Linked DNA regions of Homo sapiens: region 2 is linked to region 1. A link is a contact called in ENCODE Hi-C or POLR2A ChIA-PET data. All regions are on one chromosome and are shown on one strand. The core of a region is the stretch at or near the end of the contact, and the rest is flanking DNA. Distances in the headings are between cores, read along the strand shown.

Region 1 (4,213 bases), core at 1,152-3,651:
GGCGAAGGTTGCAGTGAGCCGAGATTGTGCCATTGCACTACAGCTTGGGCAAAAAGAGCAAAACTCCGTCTCAAAAAAAAAAAAAAAATCCATGACCATACAGATTTCTGATGTTTTGCATCTGTATCTCCAGCATCTGTATCTGTATCTCCTCGCATGCAGTGGCATTTAGTAATGTGTGATGAGGGACTGACTCGGTCTCCAACCTGCCATCACTGGAGTTTCCCAGGACTCAGTCCTTAGACACTTCTCTACTTCCTTCTCTTCCCACTGTCTGCCTGCTGGCAATTTCTGTTTACGCCACTAGCTAGATACTTCCAGGAAATCTAGGCCCATGTATCTGACTGCTTAGTTGACCTCTCCACCTGAATATGTCATAAATAGGCATCTCAAACGTAATCATATTCAAACTTTCACTCCCAGTCTCCCAAGAGCACCGCAGCCTTCCCCATCTCGGAAAATGGGAAGGCTCTTCCTCCAGTTGCTCAGGCCAAAAACCTTGAATTCAATCTTTCTTCCTCTCTCCACCGAAATCTTTCCAGAAGCTTGTGCTGCCGGACCTTTGCACTTGCTATTCGGCCTGAAATGCTCTTCCTGCAGATATCTGCAAGGTTGGCATCCTCACTTCCTTCGGGTCTGTGCTCAAAATTCACCTTATTAGAAAACCCTTTCTGAACCACTCGATATATTCAATTAAATACCCATTCCTCCTCTTTCTCCTTTTCCTGCTTTAGTGATCTCTGAACCATTTATTGCCACCCAACATACTATACATGAACCTATTTCTCTGTCTTTAGCCATTGGTATATATATGTTCTTCAAGAGCAGGGTTTCGGTTGCTCTGTTTACTACTACTTCCCAGCCTAAAAACACTAGCCTAAACAGCCTAAAGTAGACGTCCAGTGAATATTGGTTGAATGAATTCACCTGTCTATTCCTGCCCTAACAGTGGGGATAAGGCCACCCTTGCAGGGTTGAGAGGATTAACTGAGACAGCCTCTGACAATGCCCAATGAACACTCAACAAATATTAGCAGAAGTAGGAAAACAACCTATCTTTTGGACTAAATGCTCCGAGAAGGGAGGTGACCTTTATTTCCCTCATGAATTTTATAACCCTTCCAGTTCCAAAAAGGATGACAGGCAGTGCAGGCAGACATCATTCTGTTCGGCTGAAGTTCAATGAATGGCATTGCTGCTCTCAACCTCTTTTGGGTACTATCCCGCCTAAGAAAAGCGGGGTGGGAGAATGGAAATATATTTGCATTTTCATGCATATTAAGTCTCCCACAAAGATGGCTCTTTGTTTTCTTACGGTTTGCAAGCTCCTGAGGACTAGAAATCGGTGAAGGGGGAGGGGAGAGCGAGTGTTCTGAGATTGTTCCTCCCATCCCCTCCCAAAGCTAATCTCGTTCTAGCACTGCACTGCTTTTCCAAACTAGCTGTTGTATGCAGTCCCATTCATCCCTTCTCTCCAGAACTTGACACCTGTGGCTCCTGCAAGTGGAAGGCCCGGGAATGGGAATGAAGCGGGGTGGTGGGCAGGGAAGCGTTATGCTCGGAGAGCCCTTAAAATTCTCCTGGAGGTCGGCAGCGGCGCCCGCCTGTAGCCTCCGGCCTAGAGGCTTCGCCGCCCCTCGGACTAGAACACAGCCCGGCCGTTGTGCTTGCCTCCCCTTCCCAGGCTGTGAGACGGCGGCCGCAACCACCCAGCGCCTCTGGGGATCCGGCCTCTGGTGCTGGGCCCGGGAGAGGGGGCGCTTGGGCACCGGAAGATCCGGAGCGTGCGGGGCGTGGATCGAAGTCTCCAGACCCTGGGCGGGGGAAAGGGGAAGGGAGGGGGAAATCGAGGAGGCCTGAGCTTCTAAACCATGGTGGGGGAGGTGCAAGAGCGCGCCCTGGACCCAGATCCGAGAGGGAAACCTGGGCCCCAAGGCTGAAGGGGGTGAGAAGGTGCCCGGGTCCCGGACCCCGACTGGGGAGGGACGGCCCCAGCCCCGGCCCCGCACCGTGACGCGGAAGTGGAATCCCCTCCATCCTCACCTCTGAGCATCGGCTCGGGCCGCGGAATTACGGCCACCACCATGGCCTCCTCCTCGTCCTCCCCTTCCTCGCATTTCAGCGTCACCTCGAAGCAGTCGAGTGCGGCGCCCTCGGCCTTTAGGGCCATGGTGCGGCCGTGGGCGATAGCAGTGGCCGGAGGACTGGCGCGCAGGCTTCGGCGCGCAGCCGGCAACCGCCTCCCGCCTCCTGGCCGGAATAGCGCCGGGCCCGCCGCCCGCCCCGCGCAGCCCCCTCCCCGCCGCCCGCCCGCCGCTCGCCGGCCGGGCCTGCGACCGGCGCGTCCGGGCCTCCCCGAGACCTCGGCGCGTCGGGAGCCCGGGCGGGGAGGGCTCAATCCGGGGCCCCTGCCCCCCGCCGCTCCCTTTTATGGAGGCTCATTGTCGGCGCCCGCCCGGCCGGCCAGCCGCGGACCCGCCCCCGATGCCGCGCGGCCAATCGCGCGTGGCCCCGCCCCGGGCACGCGGCCCCGTTAGAAACCCTGGACCCGGGAGGCGGCGGGAAGGGCCGAGGGGACCCGGGGCCACCCGGTGCGCAGAGGCAGAGGGGCCCCCAAAACCCGCAACGCGGGCCCCTCAGTCTGCGGGCCAAGCCCGGGGTTTCCCTCCATTAAGAAGTCAGTTGGGCGTTTCTGCTGGCGTGGAGAGCGCTACCAGGTGCCCCCGGATTTTGATCGGGAGTCGCTTTTGCCTTTCCGTGGACAAGCCTTCCTCCGCCAGCAGATGCCCCGGGCAGGAAGAGAAGCGGTGGGTGAGTGGAAAGGGCCTTGGTATGGAAACGCAGAGACCGAATTCCTTCTCATCTGCCAGCTCCGTGGCCGTGGGCACATTATCTGTTTTCTTAGTCCGGCTCATCGTTTCTTTCAAAAACCATTTTGGACCCTTCTGGGAAGGCAAAGAAGAGAAGCAGAGTGGACTGTGAGCGGACATAAACCACCCTGATGGGTATGATTTCCATTTTTGGCACGGGAGTCCGGAGATTTTGTGACCCTCTCCAAGGACACACAGCAATCCCTTGAGAGCCCCAAGACCAGAGTCCAGTTGCCATGACATTGCTGCCCTATAACCACACTCTGGGTGAGCTTTTACTTCTGTGACATGGAATGTGCATCTCCCTCTTCTATAGCAACCCTCATGAGATTTCAGCTCAGAAAATGCAAAATGTCTGACACTGAAAATCCATCTTCGAATGTCGTTATATCAGACCAGACACAGTAGTATTCAGAATCGCGTAGTAGGATGGGGGTGTGAGAAGAGGTGTGAACTAGTCTATATGGATTGCAGTCAATTTTTTAATTTTTTTTTTTTTGAGACAGAGTCTCGCTCTGTCACCAGGCTGGAGTGCAGTGGCGCTATCTCGGCTCACCACAACCTCCGCCTCCCAGGTTCAAGCTATTCTCCCGCCTCAGCCTCCTGGGTAGCTGGGACTACAGGCACGTGCCACCATGCCCGGCTAATTTTTGTATTTTTAGTAGAGACGGGGTTTCAGCATGTTGGCCAGGATGGTCTTGATCTCTTGACCTCATCATCCGTCTGCCTCGGCCTCCCAAAGTGGGATTACAGGCGTGAGCCACCGCGCCTGGCCTTGCAGTCTATTTTTAAGGGAATTATTTTGTTATGTGCAAGTGTATCTGATATTTTAAAGGTTTTACAACAAAGGTATTACCAAGCCTGTTTAACTATTTCTGCTGAATGGTCATTCTCTACCATTTGCTACAGATCCCTTCCGTGCCCCTCTGCTCTGCTCTGTATTGCAGTGGGCTGAGTCTTGCGGGGGGCAGTTTCTCAGGCTCCCAGAGCATCTGGCTTCAGGCCTCGGTTTAGCCAATGGGAGGCAGTGGCAGGAGAAGAGAAGGCAGGAGGAAAGAAAGAGCCATGGTATTTCTTCTCTTTCTCTCTCTTGCTCAGGCTCAGGTGACATCTCCAGCAGCAGATGAGGCCTCTCTGTGGCTCCAGCTCATGGATAGGTAGCTGTGGTCCCAACATCTGTAGGATGATCCATGCCCCTGGGCTCTACTCAGTCCACCTCCTCTTTTTGTCCCTGCAGGTTAGGAGTTGTAGGCAGCTTCTTGCTTTTGCCAGTCTCTGTACTGCCTCTCTCTGTCCCCTGCTGGGCTTTCCAGACCTCCCTGTTAACCCCTGTTAATCGTGTC
Region 2 (4,213 bases), core at 675-3,174, 75 kb after region 1:
TTGAAGTTAAAGTTAGCTATAGAGCAACAAGATTTTTTCCTTTCCTCTTTGTTGCCAGTAAGATACAAAGAAATTAAAGGTGGCTCATGACTGTAATCCCAGCACTTTGGGAAGTGGAGGCTGGAGGATCGCTTGAATTCCAAGAGTTTGAAACCAGCCTGGGCAACATAGTGAGACCCTATCTCTATTAAAAGAAAAAAAAAGGCCAGGCGCGGTGGCTCATGCCTGTTATCCCAGCACTTTAGGAGGCCGAGGCAGATGGATCACGAGGTCAGGAGTTTGAGATCAGCCAGGCCAACATAGTGAAATCCTGTCTGTACTAAAAATACAAAAAAAAAAAAAAAAAAAAAATTAGCCAGGCATGGTGGCAGGCACCTGTAGTCCCAGCTACTTGGGAGGCTGAGGCAGGAGAATCACTTGAACCTGGGGAGTGAAGGCTGCAGTGAGCCAAGATCACACTGCTGCACTCTAGCCTGGGTGACAGAGTGAGACTCCGTCTCAAAAAAAAAAAAGAAACTAAGATGGGGAGGTTAGAAGGGGCCTTATTAACCAAATCTATTTTATGTATCAAACTTCCATATAAACTTTTCTATGAAAAAGTGTTGCGCTATCAGAACTATGATTAAATAGATTGGTGTGTAAATGATATACGGAGACAGAGGACCAGGAGATAGAGGCAGTATGATACATCACCTATGGGGCAGACCAGACCAACATAGAGTATAGATTTGGGAGTTATCAACATGTAGGTAGTAATTTGAAGCTACGGAAACAGAAGGGATCACTTTGAGGCATCTCAGCCCCTCAAATTCCACACATCAAAGAAAACATCATTTCTGACTGACATTCTTCCCTGATCAGAAAATAGTTCTACCATCCACCCAGAAACCCAAGACAAATACAGAAATAGGGTTCACTCTTCTTTCTCCCTCATCATCTACACTCAAACATCAGGGCTGGTTAAAGTCTATCTTTTTGAATTTATCAGAAAAAATTAAAGTCTTTTGATTAAGAGTCTTAAACATTTTTATGTCTTAAATTTACCTTCTATGAGCAGACTCTTTAGAGAAGACTGTCCAAGTCAGTGACTCTCAGCTGCATGTGAGATGGGATAAAGGACGTGGGATGGGGAGTAGATCCTGACTCCTGATGGTGCATGTCACCTTTTTAAAGCTATGGACAAATTATTGCTTGATTCTGGTTATGTGTCAGGTAGAGAATCACTACTGGAGAGAGCCACTGATACAGACAGGGAATGTCCTTTTCTTTGGGTGTGCTATGTGTTATCTTGGGTGTTCTAAAACAGAAGAGAATTGTGAGGCAATGGGCTAACGAACTGCCACACTAGTACACAACCTTATAGAGAAAGAATGAAGCCTTGGCTAGTCTCTTCCTAAAGTCCTACAGGGAAGTGACCCAAGCTAGTTCAAAAGGTACTGGAAAAATAAAAAGCCAAAAATTCTCAAAAGAACGAAGTCAATGTTCCCTTACTTTTCAGGTTACAACTTTATCTTTAATATCATATCACTTAATTTTTTTTCATTTAAAGGACCTTACTTTTTTCTCTTTTCGTGATTCATTACATAAGTAAAATCACTAATTTTTCAGTTATATTATTTTGCTAATGACAGATGAAACATCTGACAAGGAATGTCTGCACCAAGAGTTTACGTTGCTGGTGGAATTACGACTGATTCCTTCTTTTTATTTTCCAAATCTTTTGTAATGTGGCCATATTACTTTTATTTTAAAAACTTTAAGGTATTTATTTTAAAGTTTTATTTTATTAAAGTATCTATTTCTTGTCCCTGTTATTTAAGGACGCCGGCTGCAGTACCCAAGTTACACCTGAAGAGGGCACTAACACATCCAATGGTAATCTCAGGCTAAGGAAAAAGGAAATCAGTCTTGTGCCATTTCCAGGAGGAACAGCAGTAAACCTTACTGATTCCTCACCCGTTAATTTTATTACCGAATTTGGGGAAAGCTCTTGTTTTGATTCTAACTAGCCATTTCCAAAAGTCAATTGACTTTATTCTCCCAAGTATACACCTCAAAGGTAGAAAAGAAGAGCTGTTCAAATACTTATTCTGAAAAGGAACAAATGTGAAAGAAATTTCAAGGTTTAGTAGTCTGTCAGCTTTACCTTCTTTTTTTTTTTTTTTTTAAAGACAGGGTCTCACTCTGTCACCCAGGCTGGTGTGACTACAGCTCACTGTAGCCTCGACTTCCCGAGCTCAGGTGATCCTCCTGCCTCAGCCTCCCAAGTAGATGGGACTACAGGTACATGCCACCATGCCTGGCTAATTTTTTAAATTTTTTGTACAGATGGGGGTCTCAGTTTGATGCCCACGCTGGTCTTAAACTCTTGGGCTCAAGCAATCTGCCCTCCTTGGCCTCCCAAAGTGCTGGAATTACAGGCGTGAATCACTGAACCCAGCCACTTCATTTTTTAAGAACAAATAAATCTCCAATTCATTCCACCTTCCTTGCAACAGTTTCTTAAAACTTGTCTATAACACATCCCTAAGAACACTCAAACATGCCTGAAATAACTAAAAGGAAAAAAAAGGCCATGTTTTATAACCTCAAAAAGGAAACTGTTAATAAAGGGGAAACAGTTAAGCTTTTTAATATGAACAATTTATGTAAAGACAAAGATGCAGACATTTTTACACAGATTATTTCTTTTCTTTGGTTACTTTCACATTAATAGTTATAATAAATGAAGCCACTTTTGAGTTGCAAAAGAGACGTCAGGTGATGTGTTTGTAAACTCAGGCCCAAATTTTGTGGCTGCTGAAATGGGTTAAGACTCTGCTCTGCTACAGATTTATCCTTAACCAAGGAAATCCACCCCCTCAAAAGGCACAGAAAGATCACTGACAGAATACAAAGCTGTCACTGTCAAAGACAGACACACATACTTTTGGCCATAGATAAGTCTGGCAGCAGGCCAGAGAAATATGTAGGAACCCCTTTCAAACTAATGTTCATCTCACACTCTCAGAAAAAATAGTTGTTTGTTCATTAAAATAACCTACCATCCCCTTTGCCCTCAATTTCAGATTTATAAAACAGAAAACAAAATGGCATTGTCTACCCCTCTCCAGGTGAATAGTATGGATCTAAAAATGTGAACTTTTGACCTTAGTTACCTAAAAAGTATTTTCCTTTTTTTTCTTTTGTTGAGACAGAGTCTCATTCTGTTGAGCAGGCTGGAGTGCAGTAGCATGATCTCAGCTCACTGCAACCTCTGCCTCCTGGGTTCAAGTGATTCTCTTCCCTCAGTCTCCTTAACAGCTGGGGCTACGGGTGCCCGTCACCACATCTGGCTAATTTTTGTATTTTTAGTAGAGATGGGGTTTCACCATGTTGGCCAGGCTGGTCTCAAACTCCTGGCCTCAAGTGATCCACCCACCCTGGCCTCCCAAAGTGCTGGGATTACAGGCATGAGACACCGGCATGCCTGGCCATCAATCTTTAATTTTATGGTTAGTGTATTTTACCTAAGAAATCTTTGCCTACCCTATGTCATGAAGATGTTTTCCTATGCATTCTTGGAAAAGTTTTTTGGTTTTAGTTTTTATGTTCAGAGATCTAATTCATTTTAATTTCTGCACATCATGTGAAGTTAGAATTGTGGCAGGCGGAATTCTAAGATGGAGCTGGGCATGGCGGCGTATACCCGTAGTCCCAGCTACTCAGGAGGCTGAGGTGGGAGGATCCCTTGAGCCCAGGAGGCAGCAGTGAGCTAGGATTGCAAAACTGCACTCTGGCTTAGGAACAGAGCAAGACCCTATCACAGGGAAAAAAAAAAAAAAAAGGATTCTATGATAGCTTCCAAGACTCTTGCCCCTTGTTGTACATGCCTTGTATAACACTTTCCCCTGCCCCTAACTGTGGACAGAACCTGTGAATATGATGGGATAGTCATTCTAGTTTTTGCATTTGAGTTATATAAACAGTCATTTCTCAGTATCTGAATGAGATTCGTTCCAGGATCCCCAAGGATATAAAAATCCATGGAAGCCCAAGTCCCTTATATAAAATAGCATGGTATTTGCATATAACCTAGACATATCCATTTGGATACTTATTTTTTAAAATTTTTTTGAGACGGAGTCTCTGTCATCCAGGCTGGAGTGCAGTGGTGCAATCTTGGCTCACTGCAACCTCCGCCTCCCGGGTTCAAGCGATTCTACTGCCTCAG

The links. A loop is a pair of places that touch in the nucleus more often than their neighbours do. ChIA-PET counts read pairs that join two places held with the same protein, here RNA polymerase II (POLR2A). Pooled maps may share reads with other maps.
Region 2: a pooled map shows a loop between it and region 1 (2.6-fold over the local background). The contact joins the enhancer-like site here to the promoter of SPINDOC in region 1. A Hi-C loop is called at or near these places in 2 of 50 pooled maps. POLR2A ChIA-PET finds 5 or more read pairs at or near these places in 4 of 52 experiments (Caco-2, PC-9, WTC11 and 1 more).

Annotation. Positions count from the first base shown.
Region 1 is chr11:63,811,644-63,815,856 of GRCh38, reverse strand. SPINDOC (spindlin interactor and repressor of chromatin binding) reads right to left here and starts at 2,401. Exons shown (of 6, transcript NM_138471.3): 1 at 2,044-2,401. The coding sequence starts at 2,170. RefSeq lists silencers at 2,296-2,765, 4,026-4,213.
Region 2 is chr11:63,736,587-63,740,799 of GRCh38, reverse strand. The region is part of intron 3 of RTN3 (reticulon 3); the gene reads right to left. Among named protein-coding and RNA genes, the nearest start is that of ZFTA, 30 kb to the left of the region's middle. Within about 2 kb of position 1,924, at least 2 of the 41 ENCODE cell types and tissues checked have a DNase peak (open chromatin) inside an H3K27ac peak, as active enhancers do; they include PC-9, where a contact is called at or near this core.